2 separate regions of the Homo sapiens genome follow, and region 1 is linked to region 2. Evidence: chromatin loops called from intact Hi-C (ENCODE). Cell type or tissue: heart left ventricle. All regions are shown on one strand. Links, peaks and the distances in the headings refer to the core of each region. The heading gives the core; the rest is flanking DNA.

Region 1 (10,942 bases), core at 1,044-9,043, 890 kb before region 2:
ACCTTCTGTCTTGTTGATCTGTCTAATATTGACAGTGGGTTGTTAAAGTCTCCCATTATTATTGTGTGGGAGTCTAAGTGTCTTGGTAGGTCCCTGAGGACTTGCTTTACAAATCTGGGTGCTTCTGTAATGGGTGCAGATATATTTAGGATAGTTAGCTCTTCTGGTTGAATTGATCCCTTTACCATTATGTAGTGGCCTTCTTTGTCTCTTTTGATCTTTGTTGGTTTAAAGTCTGTTTTATCAGAGACTAGGATTGCAACCCCTGCTTTCTTTTAGCTTTCTATTTGCTTGGTAGATCTTCCTCCATCCCTTTATTTTGACCCTATGTGAGTCTTTGTATGTGAGATGGGTTTCCTGAATACAGCACACCGATGGGTCTTGACTCTTTACCCAATTTGCCAGTCTGTGTTTTTTAATTGGGGCATTTAGCCCATTTACATTTAAGGCTAATATTGTTATGTTTGAATTTGATCCTGTCATTATGATGTTGGCTGGTTATTTTGACCATTAATTGATGTGGTTTCTTCATAGCATCAATGGTCTTTACCATTTGGCATATTTTTGCAGTGGCTGGTACCGGTTGTTCCTTTCCATGTTTAGTGCTTCTGTTCAGCAGGCCTGGTGGTGACAAAATCTCTCAGCATTTGCTTGACTCTAAAGGATTTTATTTCTCCTTCACTTATGAAGCTTAGTTTGGCTGTATGTGAGATTCTGGGTTGATTAGTATGTTTAGTCTTTTCTTTAAGAATGTTGAATGTTGGCCCCAACTCTCTTCTGGTTTGTAGGGTTTCTGCTGAGAGATCCAACTTACAAGGGATGTGAAGGACCTCTTCAAGGAGAACTACAAACCACTGCTCAATGAAATAAAAGAGGACACAAACAAATGGAAGAACATTCCATACTCATGGATAGGAAGAATCAATATTGTGAAAATGGCCATACTGCCCAAGGTAATTTATAGATTCAATGCTATCCCCATCAAGCTACCAATGACTTCTTTCACAGAATTGGAGAAAACTACTTTAAAGTTCATATGGAACCAAAAAAGAGCCCACATACCCAAGACAATCCTAAGCACAAAGAATAAAGCTGGAGGCATCACGCTACCTGACTTCAAACTATACTACAAGGCTACAGTAACCAAAACAACATGGTACTGGTACCAAAATGTTATATAGACTAAAGGAATAGAACAGAGGCCTCAGAAATAACGCTACACATCTACAACCATCTGATCATTGACAAACCTGACAAAAACAAGAAATGGGGAAAGGATTCCCTATTTAATAAATGGTGCTGGGAAAACTGGCTAGCCATATGTAGAAAGCTGAAACTGAAGCCCTTCCTTACACAATATACAAAACTTAACTCAAGATGGATTAAGGACTTAAATGTAAGACCTAACACCACAAAAACCCTAGAAGAAAACCTAGGCAATACCATTCAGAAGATAGGCATGGGCAAAGACTTCATGACTAAAACACAAAAAGCACTGGCAACAAAAGCCAAAATAGACAAATGGGATCTAATTAAACTAAAGAGCTTCTGCACAGTGAAAGAAACTATCATCAGAGTGAATAGGCAACCTACAGAATGGGAGAAAATCTTTGCAATCTACCAATCTGACCAAGGGCTAATATCCAGAATCTACAGAGAACTTAAACAAATTTACAAGGAAAAAACAACTCCATCAAAAAGTGGACAAAGGATATGAACAGCCACTTCTCAAAAGAGGACATTTATGCAGGCAACAGCCATATGAAAAAATACTCATCATCACTGGTCATTAGAGAAATGCAAATCAAAACCACAGTGAGATACCATCTCATGCCAGTTAGAATGGTGATCATTAAAAAGTCAGGAAACAACAGGTGCTGGAGAGGATGTGGAGAAATAGGAACACTTTTACACTGTTGGTGACAGTGTAAATTATTTCAACCATTCTGGAAGACAGTGTGGCGATTCCTCAAGGATCTAGAACCAGAAATACCATTTGACCCAGCGATCCCATTACTGGGTATATACTGAAAGGATTATAAATCATGCTACTATAAAGACATATACATACATATGTTTTTTGCAGCACTATTCACAATAGTAGAGACTTGGAACCAACCCAAATGTCCATCAATGATAGACTGGATTAAGAAAATGTGGCACATATACACCATGGAATACTATGCAGCCATAGAAAAGGATGAGTTCATGTCCTTTGCAGGGACATGGATGAAGCTGGTAACCATCATTCTAAGCAAACTATCACAAGGAAAGAAAAGAAAACACCACATGTTCTCACTCATAGGTGGGAGTTGAACAATGAGAACGCATGGACACAGGGTAGGGAACATTATACACTGGGGCCTGTCAGGAGGTAGGGGGCTGGGGGAGGGATAACATTAGGAGAAATACCTTATGTAAATGACGAATTGATGGGTGTAGCAAACCAACATAGCACATGTATACCTATGTAACAAACCTGCATGTTGTGCACATGTACCCTAGAACATAAGTATAATAAAAACAAAAACAAAAAAACATAATACAGAAGTAGCAAACATTAGAAGCAGCTACAACCCTCTAGGTCCAAGATGGAGAACCTGGGAAGGAGCCACCTCCACGTCTCTCACCTCTTCAGGGGCGAATTGCATTCCTTGTTGGAAAGGGTGTGCAATGGTCACTGGATGGGAGAGAAATCACAGTCTCTTTGCTGATGCAACTTGTGGGAAACCTAATATTTTGGGTTGCCAGGAAACATCTGTTCACAAAAAGGTGCTGCATCTCTGGACTCATTGCAAAGCTACCTGAGGGATTCCTGGGCAATTGATTCATGGAGAGGTGATGTACTGGTGGCACTCTGCTGTGATGACGCCTGAGGAGGTATCAGGGAAGCTGCTGGCTGTACATGATGCTGGCCAACCTGTACTGCAGGAACTGGGCCCTGGTGAATGTTCATGGTGGAGGAACCTAGTGAGAGATGTGCACCAAAACCAGGAAAATAAACCCTTTCCCCCTAGAGCAAACGTACAGCAGCACCGCCTACTGACAATATTGTACCAGCTGACAAAGGAGAACTATCCACAGGGCCCATCTCAGTTACTGCAGAATAAGGAATGGAGAGTGAATTTGGAATTGAGAGACAATAAGTGGATGACTGTCACAGTCAGTGTTAACAATGAGGTTTTGCTCTTTAGGAATAAGTTATCTGAAGACAAAGCAGGAGGAAGGTCTGTCTTGGTCCTGGATCACTGCTGCTAAAACTTAAGCATGCAAGTCAATCACCTGGGTGTTTAAATAGATTTCTGGGCCCCATTATGAGAATTCTGATTCAAGAGGTCTACAATGGGGTCTGATCATTTACATTTCTTACCAGTTCCTAAGGGATGCTTGATACCGTCTTCTCCTTTTACCTTTAGGTAATTTATCTATCATGAAGAGTTTCTTATTTTTATCACCTAGTTTTATGACCAGGGCCACACTTTATGTAGAACACTCCTTCTGTTCTCTTCTAACTTAGTTATTATACACAAGGAGAAGATAATCTTGATCTTTCTAAAAGCATACATTTGAAATCTTTAAATAAAAGCAGTCCCACACAACTGCATTTCTGATCATTTAAAAATGTATTTTCTTTTTTTTCAATTTAGGATTTTCTAAACAGATTAAAGAAAAGTAATAACTATAGTAATATTTTCTCAATTATTCTAGTACAGTATCTACTCACATCACATATTTAATATGACTTGGAATTGTCAATTTCACATGATTTAACACTACACAAAACATTTTCAAACTGCATGAAAATGTAACCAACAGGTTTTTCTATTGAGAAGTTGTAATATAAAAACGTACAAAAAGATTTGAGGGGAAAAAAAGTAAAAACTGTCCTGACAGCGGCTTTCCTTTGTTTCAATATGGGGTTAAATGTTAAGAATAAAGATAATTTGACCTAGCTCTATTTTTCCTAAGGTTTATAAAATATCTTTCTTTCATATAACTGAAAAATATGGTAACTGTGATATCTCTTTAGTCTTAGTAAAATAAACATGTCTTTATTAAGTTATAGGATGGTAATGAGCTTCACGTTGAGCTGAGGCACTAACCTGAGTTTATGCCCCTGGAGACTTTTGCTTTTCAGGCAAGCATACCTCAAGGTATACATGTCACGTTGTTTCAGGTGACCTTTAATTTTATCCCATAAAATAATGTTTGAGCTTATCTCATTTTGCCAATTATTTCCATGACTTACTGACACTCTTGCCAATAAATCAGTGAGGCTGTTTTCTTAATGTATAGAGACACATTACAGAAAAAGCCTAGGTGTGAGTCACAGTTCCTGGGGTTTTCACGTGAATTTACCAACAAGCTTAGAGGCCTTCAACAAATGCTTATGTTTCCCTTTCTGGGCCTCAGTTTTCTCAAACGTAAAAATGACAGATTTAAAGAAATTATTTCTAATGAACTCTCTACCTCCCTGATTTTATATTTTTTATCAAATATCTTAAAATATAATATTGTTGGGCTTTATTAAACAGAGCTCATCCAGAAAGGTTAATAAAATCACTGGGGTTTTTCTCTTTTATTATGATTTTTGAAATAACTGTATGAGTCTTTTGTTAATATAGATAAACAGTGTTGTATAATGGTGGACACGTGTTAATGTCTGGGCTGTTGTCCCACTGATTTTTTTTTTAATAACAATACTGATAACGGCAAATGAGGTATTAGCCTAGTCGGTGTACCACAATAAAAGGAACCACTATGTGGTAGTATAATGCAGAAAATGGTAGGAATCGGGGCTCTAGCTGTAATGAGATGTGCTTTGTCTGGTCATATGGTCTTCAACTTGAATTATTTAATCGATATAAACTATAGTGAACTAGTGACTTAGAGAATATTGATAACACTGTCAGATTGTTTATAAATAATACCAGCATTATACATTTTATAGTGAAATTCATTCCAAATAATAATGCTGAAATGTTGGCATTTTTCAATATTTCAAGAATGTTACAAGATTAATGAAAAAAATAACAAGTACAATGTTAATTTTTTGAATTGGCACTATGAATTATTAATTGTGGAAAAAGGATCGGGCAAGCAGAAAAGGTTTATTAATTTATTATTTTTAATTTTTTTTTAAGATTGGGTTGTTGACGTATCATTTTCCTCATTGCCATGCAGGTGTGAGGTGATGTCTTTTCAGTGATTCCAGATGAGGCATGGCCTAAAGCAGAGAATGACGCATTCTCAGATCATGCGATCGTCATAACTGGGCTTCATCCACCTTCCCAGAGATTTCCTGAGAGGCTCCAGTTCAGACCTTAACACCAGCCACTACCCCACATTTTCCCTCCACCACCACACATTAGCAGGGGAATAGAACAAAATGGTGAATTCAGTGGGGAGAAGTCCCTCCACTGGAATTCCCTCATGGGGAGATTATTCTCTCCTCTCCCAATGGGAAAATGCAGTAAGTGTCCCCCAGAAAAGGGGAGATGCAGAAGACACTTATGAAGACTTGGGTGAGTGGCCATGGTTGAGGTGCTGCTAGGAACCCCACAGCAGAAGGAGCAAAGATTATAGAGGACTGAGGCCCCGTGAGATTTCAGTTATTGGGAAAAAAATAAACAATAGTTGCACATGCATACCCCAATGAGGTAATATTGCTGAATGTACATCTATTACAAGGCTTTTTCTCCATATTAGAGCTAAATTTCAGCTGCCATCTAATTTCCTGTTAGAATTAGCACATTAGTAGGTTTGGATTTTGTGACGCATCTTAAAATTCTTCGTTTTTGCATTTCATTTGTCTTTTTGTCTCCTGTACCTGGCAGAGTGCCTGGCACAGAAAATGCACTCAATAAATACAGAACTAAAAAGACACCGAGGCAGGAGAATCACTTGAACCCGGGAGGTGGAAGTTGCAGTGAGCCGAGACGGCGCCATTGTACTGCAGCCTGGGCAACAAGAGCGAAACTCTGTCTGGAAGGAAAAAAAAAAAAAAAAAAAAAGACGTAGTGTTTGTGTGTTTGTGGTTATTTTGAGGATTTTTCTCATGGTATTTTCATTACTCAGTTTCCTGTGTGCTGTTCTTGAGGCAGCTGTTGTTAGAACAACCACACATATTAAAATAATCCACAGAATGTTAAAAAATACTGATGCCTAGATTCTCCCTACTTAAGATTTTGATCTAATTGGTCTGGGGTGTAAGCTGGACGCAGGGGTTTATAAAAATTCCCAGGAGATTCTAAAATACAGCCAAGATTGGGAACTACTGTCTAGATTATCTTCCTTCTTACCAATTCTTTCTTCTGCTGTATCTAATCTACAATTTTACCCATTCATTGAGACTTTAATTTTAACAATTGTGATTTAAATTTCTAAGACATCTTTTATTATTTTTAATTGATCTTTCTATTTTGCTATAGTGCCATTTTCTTATAGTTTCCACACCTGCTTTTATACTTTAATCATTTTAAATTTGTTTTACTACTTTTATGGCTAATTATTTTATAGGAAATTCTTCGGAATCTACCCGTCCTACTTCATGTGCACTGTCTCTTGCTTACTGAACCTTGTTCTCTTGCATGTTTTATAAATTTGAATTGTAAACCTAACTTAAAAAGAGTTCTATCTGGAAATCCTGACAGCATGGTTTCAAGGAGTTTTGATTTGTCTTTGGCAAAATACACAACAGTATCTCCACAGCCCTATAAATCCTGTTTTATATACATTTCTGGTGTTCTGTGTTTCTAAATCACAGAATATTTATACCTCCCCACTTCAAATCACTGTAGTGGACAGGGCTGGGGTTTAGAATTCCCAGAGAAGCATTTTTTCCCCTGCAGCCAGCAAAGGGTAGACAATGTTGTTCTTTGCCAAATGTGTTAGCTCTCTTTAATCATTACCTGCTTCTCCCAGGCTGAAAGTTTCTTTCCCTAGTTCCACAAAAAGCTGGGAGCCCAATCCCCTGGTTTGATCATTGCCCTTCCCTGACACCCCTCCAGGAAAGCTGTATCTCAGTTCATGTTATTTGCCCTGTGGTTTATTTCTGCTATAAGATTTCACTTCTTTGTTGGTACCTCAACTATGTGTTGAAAATAATGCTCTGATTACTTTATCTGGCATTTCTATGGGTTTATCTCAAGGGACTTTGCAGATGAGTCTATCTTCTTGATCACCTCACCCTCGTCCCATTCTTATCCCATCTTAACACATTGTGCATAACAGATGCTCCAGAATGCTCTTTGATCTCAGTGTCTACTCAGCCTCACTACTCCATCAGCCCCTGCTGTCTTGCTGGAGCCCTCAGTTACAAAGAGAAATATTTATCATCCTTTTACCTCCCTCATGGCTTATTGACTCAATTTCTTTCACATGTGTTCATGACACTTAGAGTGCTACCAAACTTGCTCCCTGTTATGGATGAAAGCGTTTCTTAATAGCTCACCTGTCCCAGGATGGTTGCAGGCCACAGAATGATCACTTTAAAATAGTCATGGATTTCTAAAGTTTTTAATGATTTTGAAAAAAAAAAAAAAAAAACCTAACTTTTTTCACCAAAGGGTCTTGCATGAATGCATTTTTTGTTTGTTTTGTGTGTGTGTGTGTGTGTGTATTTGAGACAGGGTCTCACCATGCTGTTGACTAGGCTGTAGTGCAGTGGCACAATCTTGGCTCACTGCAACTTCCATCCCCTGGGTTCAAGCAATTCTTTTGTATCAGCCTCCAGAGTAGCTGGGACTACAGGGACATGCTACCAGGCCCCACTAATTTTTGTATTTTTAGTAGAGACGGGGTTTTACCATGTTGGCCAGGCTGGTCTGGAATTCCTGACTTCAAGCAATCTGCCTGCCTCTGCTTTCCAAAGTGCTGGGTGGCATAAGCCACCGTGCCCGGCAGGATGTATATTTTTAATTAAATGAGTTCTACAAAATATATGAGATTGCTGGTTTTCTTTAATGTACTTATAGGTAAAGTCTGGCTGGTATCATGTACTTTACATTATAAACTAAAGTAGAGACTTGTGTATTTGCTACATATTCAAATTTACTTTGTTGATGAGGATACTGGGAGGTTGTGCTGAAAGATTCTTCTTTATTGATTGCACACATCTTAAAGGGAAGAAAGTGGTTTACAAAAGACATTTTAAAGGACTTCTAGAAAGATAATAAAATAGTAATCAAGAAAAAGAGATGGTTGCTCCAAAATAATATGGTGGGAAAACAATAATAAAAATAACTGTAATGTAATTGGAAATTAGTTTTTAAATTATATTGGTTTACTTAGCTTTTCAAAAAACAAAAGAAATAAAAGATAATGAAAATAACATCCATCATCAGATTTCTCAGACTGCATGAAAATGTCCTTGCCCTTAGTTAAAAAAAAAAAAAAAATCAGTGTCTGTTGCATGTGATTAGCCAGGCTTGGTTTTGATTGTTTCCATTACGATCTTCTTGTTAGAGTGTAATGAGATGCAGTCCTGCACGTATGAATACCCATCGCCTGTCACTGAGCCATCTGTCCACAACTTAAAGGCATGAAAACGCTGTCTGCAGTGAATGAGAAAAATGGAAATTTATATTAGAATCGTTCCTTTTTGTTCTTTGTTCATGATTGAAAGCCACTCGACATCTATTCACTGGGATTCAGACATTTAACAGGCAACCTATCTAACAACTTTAAAATGTATTCTAAAATTGGGGTCTATTTTGACATCTGGACGTTGGCCAATCTTTTCCCTGAACCAGCTTTTTTTTTTTTAAGAAAGCTTTAAAAAATAGACTTTATTTTTTAGAGCAGTTTTAGGTTTATAGAAAAATTGAGCAGAAAGTACATAGCTCCAGTGTACTCCCTTCCCCCAACCTCACTTTCCCCTATTAACATCTTGAATTGGTGTGGTACATTTGTTACAATTCACAAACAAATATTGTAGTTTAACTGTGCCCCCAGATCCCCTGTCTTTTACCTATGCATGTTCCTGCCGCAATCCCTGGGGTTCACTGAGAGGTTTTACTGCCTCTATAGTTGTTCATTTTATAAATATTATAACATTGGAATCTTACAATATATTGTCTTTTCAGACTTTTTTCATGTAGCAATATGTATTGTACTAGTTTTTTAATTGTCTTTAATTTCGATTTTTAAAAAATTACTCACCAGTCACATCACTAATGTCCATTACCAAGTTAAAAAAATTTGTCAGGAAAACATTTAAACAAGTTGCCAGAATAAGATTAAAAAATGTACTCAATACTAAATAGCTCACTTTATAAATGGAGATAAATAAGAAAGGAAAATAAAACAGGGTGATGATGTGTGATAGAAAGAGATATAGGCATATCTCTTTGAATTTTTGAGCCTCAGTTTCTTCATCTCTGAAATGGGGATACTATTATGACATTCCAAGTTCTTCACGGTTAGACATCTTATGTGATGTATATTGAAGGCACTCAATGGCAATGAAGGAAACAGAGAAGAAGCAGAGAAGAAAAGTCACAAGAAAGAGGATGAGAAGGATGAAAATGCTAGAAGAGGAGGGAAGATACAGAAGTAGGAGGAAGGAGGAGACTTTGCTGTAACCTAAAGTAAAAGTTGTTTCTGAGAACAGGGTTTCATCACATCAGGATATGAGACTGTCTTGATAGGTGTGATGTAGAAAAATATTTACCTTTTAGAGGGTCTCCTGGCCATGGGAACCTAGGTGATGTTTCAAGAATCATTTTCTGAAATCAAAATAACAGCACAACAGCTAATGCCCATTTCTCTTCCTTAATGATTTTGAAAATATATATAAAGAAAAAGAATTAGACTAACGATAGTGGAAGAAAAATGGTAATACAATATAACTATCATATTTTAGCTATTTCAACCCAAAATACTCCTTTTTCCTGGTTTTCCATCAGTCTTATCTCTAAATATTACATATCAAAGTAACTATTACAGTCTTCTTAAATATGGCTGAATGTTAAAGATCAAGATGTCACTTTGCTAATAACTATGAAACTACATAAGAATTTGTTTCAACCTAAGAAACATGAAAAGGCAAATAATTGTTAGGGGTTCTATACACCTAGATAATGCGTTTTACAAGGAAAGTTTCTTCTTTGAGCTAACACAACTGATTTAATCTAGGCAGCCCGTAAGTTTTCCTAGCAGTAAGGATCCTTGGAAATCTTACTTGAGGAGAAGGGAAACTCTTTTAGGCATCTGTGGGCTGGCGTCCTTGACCCCTCAAGAGTTATCTGAACTCTGCATATCCCAGGGGTATCATCAGAGTTATACCCTCTCCAGAGAAGATGCACCAACCACATTGCTCACACAAGTGGACAAGACTGACACCTACACATTTTGAACCCTAAGTCTCTAGTTCCTAGAATTCCTTTCCCTGAATCTACAAAGCCAAGGGACACTCAGGGTGAAGAGTTAGTCTGTCCCTTCCTCCTCAAACTCCTGGGGCACCCTCAGATCATCCTTAGGCACGCCCACCTTCTCAGTGCTGGTGAACCAGTGTTTTATCTGAGAGTCTTCCAGAGCCTTCTAGTTCATGTTTATTTATGATTCCCGGAGACCAGCCCTAGTCTCCTTTTGTCTCTGAGGTAAACAGCCCTACTGCAGCCTCGTCTCTCTCTCATCAGGCTCTGTGGGAGCTGAGACAGATGACACTTCTTTGTGTCCTGGCGTTATGCAGACACACAGAGGAGTGCCTTTCAGATCCCCTCAGGACTGCTGTGCTCATAAGACTGGTTGGCTGACAACCCCAAGTTTTTTGCTCCTTCAGGATCCACCCGACTCATGCTCAGAGCTGCCTCCAGAAAATGAGCAAGGGCCTCATTGCAGCCCAAAACAACTCAGCTCTAACAGGCCAGCTTTCCTGCAGAGCAGCCCCTTGGGCTGACAGAGACTTTGTCAGCCTGCATCACAGCCCGGTGGCTTCCCT
Region 2 (10,942 bases), core at 1,987-9,986:
TCTCTGAGGCAGGCAGGGAGTGTGGATAAAGCAGTCAGTCCCTGCCTGAGTTCTCTGATCCAAAGGAGAATATTCCAGGGAGAATAACTGTTAGAATATTCCAGGGTACCTGGAATTTAGCAGTTAAAGGAGATCTGAGAATGCATGCTGAATAGAATTTTAACTGGCCATTTTCTACATAAACCACTCCAGAAGAGGGGGATTTCAGTGAGGCCTTAGAAATGAGCTAAGTTTGGGGGTCTGAGGCTCAGACAGAATGGGGGTGGGAGAGGGTTGCACCCCCAGTGGGGATGGGGCCGGCAGTGAGCTGCAGGGTAGAAGTCCACTGTGCAGAACAGAGGAGAACTATGCCTGAGGACAGGAGGCAACATGGGGAAAATCCTTAAAAGCAGCACAAAGGGGCTTTCACCAAAGGAAATGGTGACCTTCAGCAGCTTCCTAACACAGAAGCCACACCCCAGAGATCTGGTTTGGCTCTCACCCTGAGATCGGCCATCACATCTAAGCAACAGCAAGTTTAAAGATACATATATATCCCATACTTAAGACAGGCAAGCCATAACTGTTTCATGGAAATGTGACTGGAGCAATGAATTTGACTCTTTGAAAATACGAAACATCCAGCAAATGAATCATTCAGGACACTAATGAGCACCTCCGATGCTCCCCGAGAAGCGGGCAATGTTAAACAAAAGGCTAATTTAGATATTTACCCCAATGCGTGGCATCAGGCAAATAACATATTTGGAAGTAACATATTTAGGGTAAACAGGACAGATAAGTAAAGAGAGGCCAGAAGAGTCGAAATTTGGTGGCAACACAGCAGGAAAGAAGTTGAGGCACAGAGGGAAGAACAACACACTTGGTAAAAAGTTCTATCAACTCTTTCTTTCTGCAAAATACTATAAATATTAACAAGGCAGTGGTCATGAAGGAAAACCATAAAGAAATGAACTGTAGTAACATGGAAATAAGCCAAATGTAAGTATATTCTCTTAATCCGGAATGTAGAACATTAGGCTCTCGGCAATAAACTTTTAAAGAGTATTTGTGTAAATCTGGTTACAGCAACCAAGTTTGTCTCCCAAAGACACAGAAGGAACTCCTCTGCTCTGTTGCATAGAAACAGGAAAATACCTTTGGTCATCAGTTATGTTTATTTTTATTTATTTATTTATTATCCAGCTGAATTTAAGATTTGTGGTCCTTAGTTATGTATGTGCAAACTATTGAGAGTGAATGGGAAGCAGGAGACAGTCAATTCCTGAAAGTGCCTCAGCTTCTCTCTAAAAAACAAGCAGGAGGGACAGAAACACAGCGACATAATTCTGAAACTTTACTCTTCCTTTACCGTGGAAGTTTTCTTCCGCCCACCCTAACATTGGTTTGTTTGTTAAATGAACGCCACTGTACTCTTAAAAATAGTCTGAGCTAAAACGTATTTGTGTCTGGAGAGTCCAGATTGTAAAAGTAAATTGCTTTAATAAGCTCCTTTTTAAAAACAAAACAAAAAGAGCGTTAAGCACATGTTAACGTAGTGAGCATCAGGCTTCCGCAAAGATTGCAAAAGGTACATCTTGTTTCTGAAGGATGAAAAGATTTTGTAAGAGAAGCAGCTGGCGGTGTGGAGGTGGAGTTGATTTATCATGGTTAGGAACCTGGCCATCCCTCCCCAGGAAGAGCTCGGGACAGGACTGCTGGCTACCTTTGAAGAGAATAACACCAAAAGATCGTGATCTCCTTACAAAGCCACATAAAAGACCCAGAAAGCCCTAACTAGAAAATTTAGAAAGATATCAAATTTTCAAAATGAAAAAAAAATGGTTTATCAAAATAAAGGATGTTACTCAAAATCATTGCTTTCTCCTCATAATCAAAAGTATAATTTGGGGAAAAGAATTCCTTAACATAGTTATTAATATATCAAAGTTCTTTTTTGAGTTGGAGTCTCACTCTGCTGCCCAGGCTAGAGTGCAGTGGCGTGATCTTGGCTCACTGCAAGCTCCGCCTCCCGGGTTCACACCATTCTCCTGCCTCAGCCTCCCTAGTAGCTGGGACTACAAGTGCCCATCACCACGCCCGGCTAATTTCTTGTATTTTTAGTAGAGACGGGGTTTCACCATGTTGGTCAGGCTGGTCTCAATCTCCTGACCGCGTGATCCACCCGCCTCAGCCTCCCAAAGTGCTCGGATTACGGGCACGAGCCACCGCGCCTGACCTAATATATCAAAGTTTTAAAGATTATTCCCATAAGGAATAATACGTTTCATCCAAAGATAATTTTTTCCACAAAATTTTTGATTAGCAAAATGAGCTCAAAATATGTACGAGTTCACAAGATTTCTTCTATCCCAAAAGAATAAATTTACATTAATACTGGAAAATCCATCTCAATTAATCCCCATCCTCAATCTCAATGTCAGTCTAAGGTCATAGTTATGTTACCATCAAAAGTAGTATAAAATATGAACTTATACAGATGCTCCTCAACTTGCAGTGAGGTCATATCCCAATAAACCTAGTGTAAACTGAAAATACTGTAAGTCAAAAATGCATGTAATGCACCTGACCTAGCAAACCTCATAGCTTAGCCTCGCCTAATTTAAACGTGCTCAAAACACTTACATTGACCAGCAGATGGGCAAAATTATCTAACACAAAGCCTGTTTTATAATAAAGTGTTGAATATCTTATACAACTTATTGAATACTGTATTGAAAGTAAAAAACAGAATAGCTGTACGGGTGCTTGAAATACAGCTTATACTGAATGTTAATAGCTTTCAAACTGTTGTAAAGTCAAAAGTCATTAAGTGGAACCAGCGTAGGTCAGAGACTGTCTGAATGCTAAATAAGTATCTTCTGGTAACGTTAAGGACATTTTAAAGAGTAGTGATACTTTATATGTTTTCTTGAAATATTAGCTCCATGTGATACCAAACAGAAAAACTTAAATTCAATATAAAATAAAACTATCAAAATACAGAAACTACATCCTTTTAGATAAATCTTTACAGCAGATATGGAAGTAAATAACAGTTACTTCAAATGTATTGGGGAGTGAAATTCAGATTTGATTCTTGACAAGTCTTTATCACACAATTTCTGATTATCTGTCATTCATCCTGATAGTCAAACACCAGTCTGAAGTGAAATGCACTCGTCTCTTTGTCAAGCTATGTTCATTCCCGAAATAAATTTCTCTTTACCTTCTTTTCACCCAGTAAAATTCCTGCTCCCCCAGCTGGACTTCCAAAGATTAAAAAAAGAACTTCTCATCAGAAGAGGGTCAGTCAAACATAAAGTGCAATATAAATTATAGAGACCTGAGCATTTTCTTACATCCCTTTATCTTCATTATGATATTTGCATCATATTTTGGAGGGTGAGTCTAAATGCATATTTTCCATTTAGCAAAATATTTAGTGTACACCAGAAAAAAATAGAGAAAATGCCCTAGGATAATCCTTAACATTTGTCAATTATCCTTGTACATTCGTTATCTAATTTAAGCTGACAAACAACCCTGAGAGACAGGTGCTGCTAGGAGGATGCCTACCCCATCCTCCAGGTGAGGATGGTTGCAATATATAGTCAGACAGGAGAAGGAATTAACAGCAGGATGCAAGAAGTTGCCTGGGTGCATTGGACTGGGATGGGTAGATTCTAAACTTGAGCTCAGGCCTTTGAATTGAGCTGCAAGGTGGAACATTATGTCAGCACACGAAGGCACCAGAGTTCCAAGTTCCAACCCCAAAGGTACTATATGCTGGATGAGAAACAAAGACAACTGAAAGGACACAGAATGCTAAACTAGGGGAAAGGTGATCCTCTGGGAACTGTCCAAGTGTCCAAGCAAGAGGCAGTGGGTCGGGGAGGGAATACTGAGGGTCTCTCTTTCTGGCGGCCATTTCTACGCCAAAGCGGAGGAATTAGAAAACAACTAATTAGCCTGTAATCCCAGCATTTTGGGAGGCCGAGGCGGGTGGATCACGAGGTCAGGAGATCAAGACCATCCTGGCCAACATGGTGAAACCCCGTCTCTACTAAAATACAAAACAAAAAATTAGCTGAGCGTGATGGCACATGCCTGTAGTCCCAGCTACTTGGGAGGCTGAGGCAGGGGAATTGCTTGAACCTGGGAGGCCAAGGTTGCAGTGAGCTGAGATCGTCCCAAAAAAAAAAAAAAAAAAGAAGAAGAAAAAGAAAAGAAAACAGTTAATTGGACACGTGGTAGTTTGAGAAGGTTAAACTACAGAAGCAAGTTCAAGAGAGAGTAAAAAGTTAGAAGTGACTGATGCAGGAGGGGTGGTTATGGAGGAGAGGGGCCCCAAAGAGAGCTATAATCCCACCAGTTACTTCTGAGTTGGGGACCCTGCAGTGGCAAATCACTGTGAGGTGCTGTGTTTGAACGCCCTAAGTCAGGCCAAAATCAACTGGGAACAAAGGTTATCCTGAGAGACCAACATCCAACACCTCAAGTTTTCCACAATTTCTGGAAAAAGAAGCAGATGAAAGATTCCAAAGGAAAACTGATGGCCAGAGCATTCAGTACCAAAGATCACACACCTGTGATGCCTTCGCCAGGGCTGGAACACAGTCGCTGGATTCCAGAGCCCATGCCTTTCCACTTTGAGCCACACTAGAAATATTATGTTAGGGCCAGGCTCAGTGGCTCATGCCTATAATCCCAACACTTCGGGAGGCTGAGGCAGGCAGATCACCTGAGGTCAGGATTTCAAGACCAACCTGGCCAGGGTGGTGAAACCCCATCTTTACTAAAAATGCAAAATGAGCCGAGCATGATGGTGGGTGCCTGTAGCCCCAGTTGCTCAGGAGGCTAAGGCAGGAGAATCGCTTGAACTCAGGAGGCAGAGGTTGCAGTGAGCCAAGATCGCGCCAGTGCACTCCAGCCTGGGTGACTGAGCGAGACTCCATCATCAAAAAAAAAAAAAAGAAAAAAAGAAATATTATGTTAGAATCCAGTTTTTATTCTAAAACCTTACCAAAGTGAAAGAAATAGCATTGATGGATAGAATTCAGATTATCTGAGCAAAATTCCCTACCTACTGTCTCAACACCAAACCAAAGTTGGGTTGAATCAGATGCAGTGTTGAGTAGAAGATTTTGGTAACTCACCAATAAAGTGATTATTCCCCAAGGCGAGCATCTCCTCCAGGAGGACCAGTCCCCCTGAAGCCTGAAGGGGGGTCACACTTCGTCCATCTATGAGGGAGCACTGTTGGAATCCTGTGGCCGTGACCTTCCAGAGCAAAATCAGTGAGGCAGTGGCATCTTGCCGAATCCTGGAAACAGGAATGATGTAAACAGAAAGCTCCTTTCAGAAAAATTCATCTTAGAACCAGTTCTTCAAATTAAAAATAAATACAAAGATGGTATGTGCATCTACCAAGGTACCAGGAGATCGATGGCATAAACAGATACGCGGGCGTCCACTGTAAAGGCGTACACTCCCACTTGTTCACAGTGTACCACAAAATGAGTCACTGGTAACTCACCTTTGAGTAACCACTTTGATGAACAGTAAAAGAGTACACTGAGTTCTCTTTCAGACAAATCCTTCCATAGCCACACAATATAAAAAGAGTTTTGCTTAAATTTGTCATAAACGTGGACTGCAACCCAACACAGCCACCTGAGTTATGCTGCCAAAATAAGCAAAAGTGTGTCACCTTTCCCCAACACCCCCCACCCACCCACCCACACACACACACAATCACATACAATCCACCTCCCAATGCTTCAGGCCTCCCCTGGCTCATTTTTGGTAAAAAAAAAAAAAAAAAAAAAAAAAAAAAAAAAAAAAAAAAACACACAAAACCACCCCACAGAGAATAGGATGTCACAGAAAGCCCATCAACCCCAACCCCAACCCCAGCTGCCCTCCTGCGCTTTTCTCCTCACAGCCCAATGCTTCAGCTACTACGAGCTACCCCAACCCAGTTCTTTCTCACCTCCCAAGCTTTGTCTCCTTCTCCACCTTGGAAATGTGTTCCTAGCCCACATATTACCTCTTCCCAGAGACTCCTGACCACTTCCCAACATCCCAACAGCTGCCCATTCTCCCCAGTGCTCCTGGAGAAGATCACAGTAGACTCCGCACAGATCCGCTCCCCCAGCACAGGGCTCCTGGCGTGCAGCAGGGGCTCAGTAAAGCTTTGATCAGTGACTAAATTCATGAGGAAATGAAAGCGTAAGGAGCTAGTAACCCCCACAAGTGAATTCAGTGCCCTCAGGTCATTCGGCACTCCCATCTCACTTCGTCTGAGTCAGACTCTGCTAATTCGGTCCCGTTCTGCAGCTTAAGGGAGTCTCAGAGAATGGCAGGTTTGTTGAGAGGAAAAAAACAAAAGCATTTAACGAGATAGAAGACCAGAAAATTTGGAAAGGTTTATCAAGGTAAGATAATATGATCTAGACAAGAAAGGGCCGAGAGATGTTTTAAGAGTAAAGGAAACTAGAGATCCTGCTCCTAAAACTAGCCCAGGACGGCAGGGGTTTCAGCTGTAGTCTGAGCAGTGAAAGAAACGCTTAGGACCGGGGTCCCCCTGCTGGTAGAGCTCGAAGCTGCCTCAGGCTTCACCTCTCCCGCCTCTCCGGATGGGAGCGTTCCTCCTGAGCCCAGGAATTCCCAAGCAGCCCTTCCAGGCTCTTCCCCTGCCAGAGTGAGTTCAAGGCTGTGGTGACCCAGGGTGCAAGAGCAATGTAACAAAGTCCCTCTTCCAAACATGTTCAGGGACTCCACTGTTTAGAAAGCCAGGTAGACAAAAATGGCGATGGATACATGGAAGAGACCTACAGTGCCCGCAGGCCCCTTAAAAGGGAGCCAGTGCAACAGATTGGTTAACCAGGCCACGTGTTCCCAGTCTTCTAAAAATCCCCAAAGACTGGACAGCAAATGCCCCTTAGGTTGCATGGAAAGTGTGGGGAGGGTGGTAGTCAATGGCAACTGAAAAGGATGGGCAGTGGGGGGTTGTCAGCCGGCCTGGGGCACCCTAATACTGGCCCATACCCCACCCCCAGCTTTGTGCTCCTGGGCACCTGCTGACTTGAGCCTCATATAAAGCACCACACATATCAGGTCTCAACCAGCACTGCTTCCCTATGCCTCTCCCTCTTCCCCACCGGTGACAATGGACCCTGTCATTTAAAATAGCTTGAATTTTAAACAAAACACTCTCTTTGTACGCTTGCTTTTAAAGAGAAAACTGTAAAAATAAATAAATAAATAAAAATTATAAAAAATAAAGAGAAAATTGTAATATGTAGAATTTAAATTTGGGGCAAAGTATGCATCTGAATGTAACTGATGGTCCAATAAAATCTTAAGAGGCCAATAATTTGGGAAGCAAAGCATTTGGGAGACAAGGAATCTGGCTGAGATCTTATCTAAGGCCTCACGGTTTGTCACCTCACACCAGACTCATCCAGTCCAATTTCTCAATTCCACTTGTCCAGCCTGAAAACCCTCACTGTAATTGCCTCTGAAATCGCTTCCTCTAGTTTTCAAATGGCAGGGGCCACATCTACCCGTGGAATCTGTTCACGATTCTCACTTGACAGGCCACTTACACACCAGGTCCGCGGATGGACACAACCCCACTTATAGGTCATAGCATCACTCTTAACAGTTTGTAACTCAGAATTTTCTTACTTGACTGAGGTGTTCTGTGGCACTTCAAAGGATACCAGGCGGCCACCCGCAGAGCTGTTAGAACTGGCATTCCCACAGGCAATATCTGGGATCACCTGGGAAGGGAAAAAAAAAACGACATATGATTGGGGTTGTTTATAGTATAACATAATGTGATAAAGCAAAATTCCATGCTGAATTTCCTTCATCCCTTTTGATGATGCGGGGGTAGGGCTAGAGAGGAGATGAAGAAGTGAAGCCTTACAAACTCAAAAGAAAATGAAATCTTTGTCATTTGATGTTCTGAAATGCAACAGCTTCCCTGAGAGCAATCTACAAATTCCTGGGATTGTTAAAACTGATCAATAGGATATTGCAGGACAGGAAGCAGATGTCACTCCCTGCTCATTTTCCATTCATTTAACAAGCAGTCATTGACCCCTGCACTATGCTTAACCTGATGCTAACCAGGAGGCCAACTTTAAGGACTAACTTACAAACAGCAGGTAAAAGCCTAATGACTAGGCAAGCCAGCCTTCGACTTGCAAAGTGCATGCAGTATCAGGTCTGATGACTCTTCTGTGTGCTGATGGGTCCAGGAGCACATGCTAAGGCTGGGGAGCTTGAACGCTGCCTTTCTTTTTCCTTGTAGGCTATACCTTCGCTTTTAAATTATTTCCCAAAAGTATTATATGGATGTATATTTTTTTAAAAAGGAGATCAATTGGTGGGGGGAGGACTGTGCTCATCAAAAAGCATACTGCAAAACCTTGAGCTATGTCCAGTGAGCATAAACCTGGCCAATTTATGCACTTAGTCCTCATGCCACAATTACTGTCCTCCCCCATGTCAATGAAAATGAAGCAGTATTAAAAGTATTCATCATCACAGAATTAATTGAGAACAATACAGAAACTCTCAGCAATTTCACTCCACAGCCCACACTTAGATCTTATTTTCCAGAATGCCCTACAATCAGATTCTATGGATTAAGCCCACCACTGATATTCAAAGATGTGAGTATAACTTGTTAAATTTGTATGACAGATGGCTGCTACCCAAGCCTCTAAGTCTCCAAATAACTTTATGTTTCCAAAGCATCATTACTTCACAGAAAGGGGATAATAATATGCCTCCTGGTTTCCATCAGGTTAGGCATACATATTAACATGTCTTCCTCTGGCACTTTAAATCTGCTTCATGAGCAGCCTAAGAAATAATCCATGATATAGGAAGATGAGGCATTTCCTTTTTTTCTTTTTTACACTTACCAACTGTAAAATAACATGACTTTAAATAAATAGATTGAAATGGCTGGTTAGGGAGAAATTTTCTTTTAAAGGACACTTCTTTGATAAACTTGAATCAAATCTAGTTCACATTCAAGAACTGAGTCATCCAGCAAAGAAGCATTAACATCATAACTTCAAAGCATTTATTAAAAGCCTGAAATCAGAGCAAGTTCACAGTTTTTTAGGTAAGCTAAAAACATTGCCCTGCAGTCTGAATGTGGCCTTCATAAGCTGTGTGGTAATACAAAAAAAAAAAAAAAGTGGGTCAACTGGTGAGAATTACTCAAGAAAATAAAAGGAGAAATGCTACTATCTCTTTTATAATAAAGGAAATTTCTAGATGCAGTCCTTGACTCTAATACATGCTATGCAAAAATCTATTTTTTTTTTTTTCATTTAAACGATGAAACCCGTAATAATAACATACCGACACAGGTTTATATGGATGTCATACATATAAAGTATAAGATATAGAATGGAATTACACTCCCCAGTGTCACTTCAAACTCATGATTTGGATTTGTTCCCCAACTCTTCTACCCAGCAAATTTATTTTATGTCAACTTCTAGGAGTCTACTGAAAAGACTTTTGAAGAGCTTGAAGATAAAACAGCCAAACTCAAACTTGATAGGAGAAGTTCCAACAAATAGAATTTGCTGCTGCCAAAATAAATAAAACTTGGAAGTTTCTTTGTCAAATGCATTCTAAAAATATGTCAAAATCATTGATAGCTTCTTCTTTCTAAACCCCATTGAAATACTTCAAGGTACCAAAAATAGAACCTAAATGACAACAGTAAAAAAATAGTTGAGTGTTGCGGTCTGCTGTGGTCTGAATGTCTGCGCCCCTCTAAATTCATGGGTGAAATCCTAACCACCATGATGATGGTATTAAGAGGTGGGGCCTTTGAGAGGTGGTTAGATCAGCAGGGCACAGGGCTGGTGAATGAGATTAGTGCCCTTGTAAAAGACCTGAAAGAGCTCCATAGCGCCTTCTACCATGTGAGGTTACAGTGAGAAGACGCGGGCTGTGAAGAAACAGGCCCTCACCAGACTCTGAATCTGCCTTGATCGTGGACTTCCTTGTCTCCAAGGCTGTGAGAAATAAATGTCTGTGATATGATTTGGATCTGTGTCTTCAAATCTCATGTTGAAATGTGATCTCCAATGTGGGATGTGAGGTCTGGTAGGAGATGTTTGGGCCATGGGGGCAGATCTCTCATGAAAGACTTAGCACCGTCCCCTTGGTGATAAGTGAGTTCAGGTGAGATTGGATTGTTTTCTGGGACCTCTCCCTTCCCTCTCTTGCCCTCACTCTTGCCATGTGACACACTGGCTCCCCTTTGCCTTCCGCCATGATTGTAAGCTTCCAGAGGCTCAGCAGAAGCAGATGCTGGTGCCATGCTTTATGTACAGCCTGAAGAACAATGAGCCAATAAACTTCTTTTCTCTATAAATTGCCCAGCCTCATGTATTTCTTCATAACCACTCAAGAATGGACCAATACTGTGTGTTGGTTATAAGCAACCCAGTTTGTGGCATTTTTGTTATAGCAGCCTTAACAGACTAAGACACACTCCCAGAAAGGAAAATAAGGTCAATGATGGAGGGTCCTATGACATGTTCCTTTACATGACTACACTGAGCTGTCTTCCCCAAAATCTAAGATTATCTCACAGAAATACATGTGGATACCATTCCAAAAAATAATTTGATTCATTTTTTTGTTTACTCTTTTTATACTTATAAAACCATCGTACACACAAATGCAGACAGGAATAAGTTTAGGGAGATATTTTGCTTCGTGATTTAACTTAAAATGCTTTCATTTTTAATTGCTGATACTAGAACCGCTGGAGTCACTTTAAGATTTCTGGTTTCTAATGTAAAAATGCACATGATATAACGTTCTCACCTCCACTTGATCCCATTTCATTTCTACAACTTTCTGCCCTGTTTTCGGCTGCCAGGTAGGCAGTGTCACCGTTGCCTGAGAG

The links. Peaks named below come from ENCODE experiments on the same cell type or tissue, not always from the same donor. Only the 100,000 strongest peaks of a DNase experiment are listed, where the experiment ranks them.
Region 1: it touches region 2 in a loop (4-fold over the local background); 9 of 110 quality-filtered maps call a loop at or near these places.

The regions. Positions count from the first base shown.
Region 1 is chr2:228,694,828-228,705,769 of GRCh38, forward strand. No RefSeq gene overlaps it. Among named protein-coding and RNA genes, the nearest start is that of LINC01807, 89 kb to the left of the region's middle. In heart left ventricle, for the core only: a CTCF peak has its summit at 4,761; no DNase peak of the experiment used is centred there.
Region 2 is chr2:229,580,720-229,591,661 of GRCh38, forward strand. It overlaps DNER (delta/notch like EGF repeat containing), which reads right to left. Exons shown (of 13, transcript NM_139072.4): 2 at 10,861-10,942; 3 at 7,675-7,769; 4 at 5,139-5,305. Among named protein-coding and RNA genes, the nearest start is that of DNER, 130 kb to the right of the region's middle. In heart left ventricle, for the core only: CTCF peaks have their summits at 6,578 (motif pointing left) and 6,778; a DNase peak (open chromatin) is centred at 6,582; H3K4me3 peaks cover 444 bases.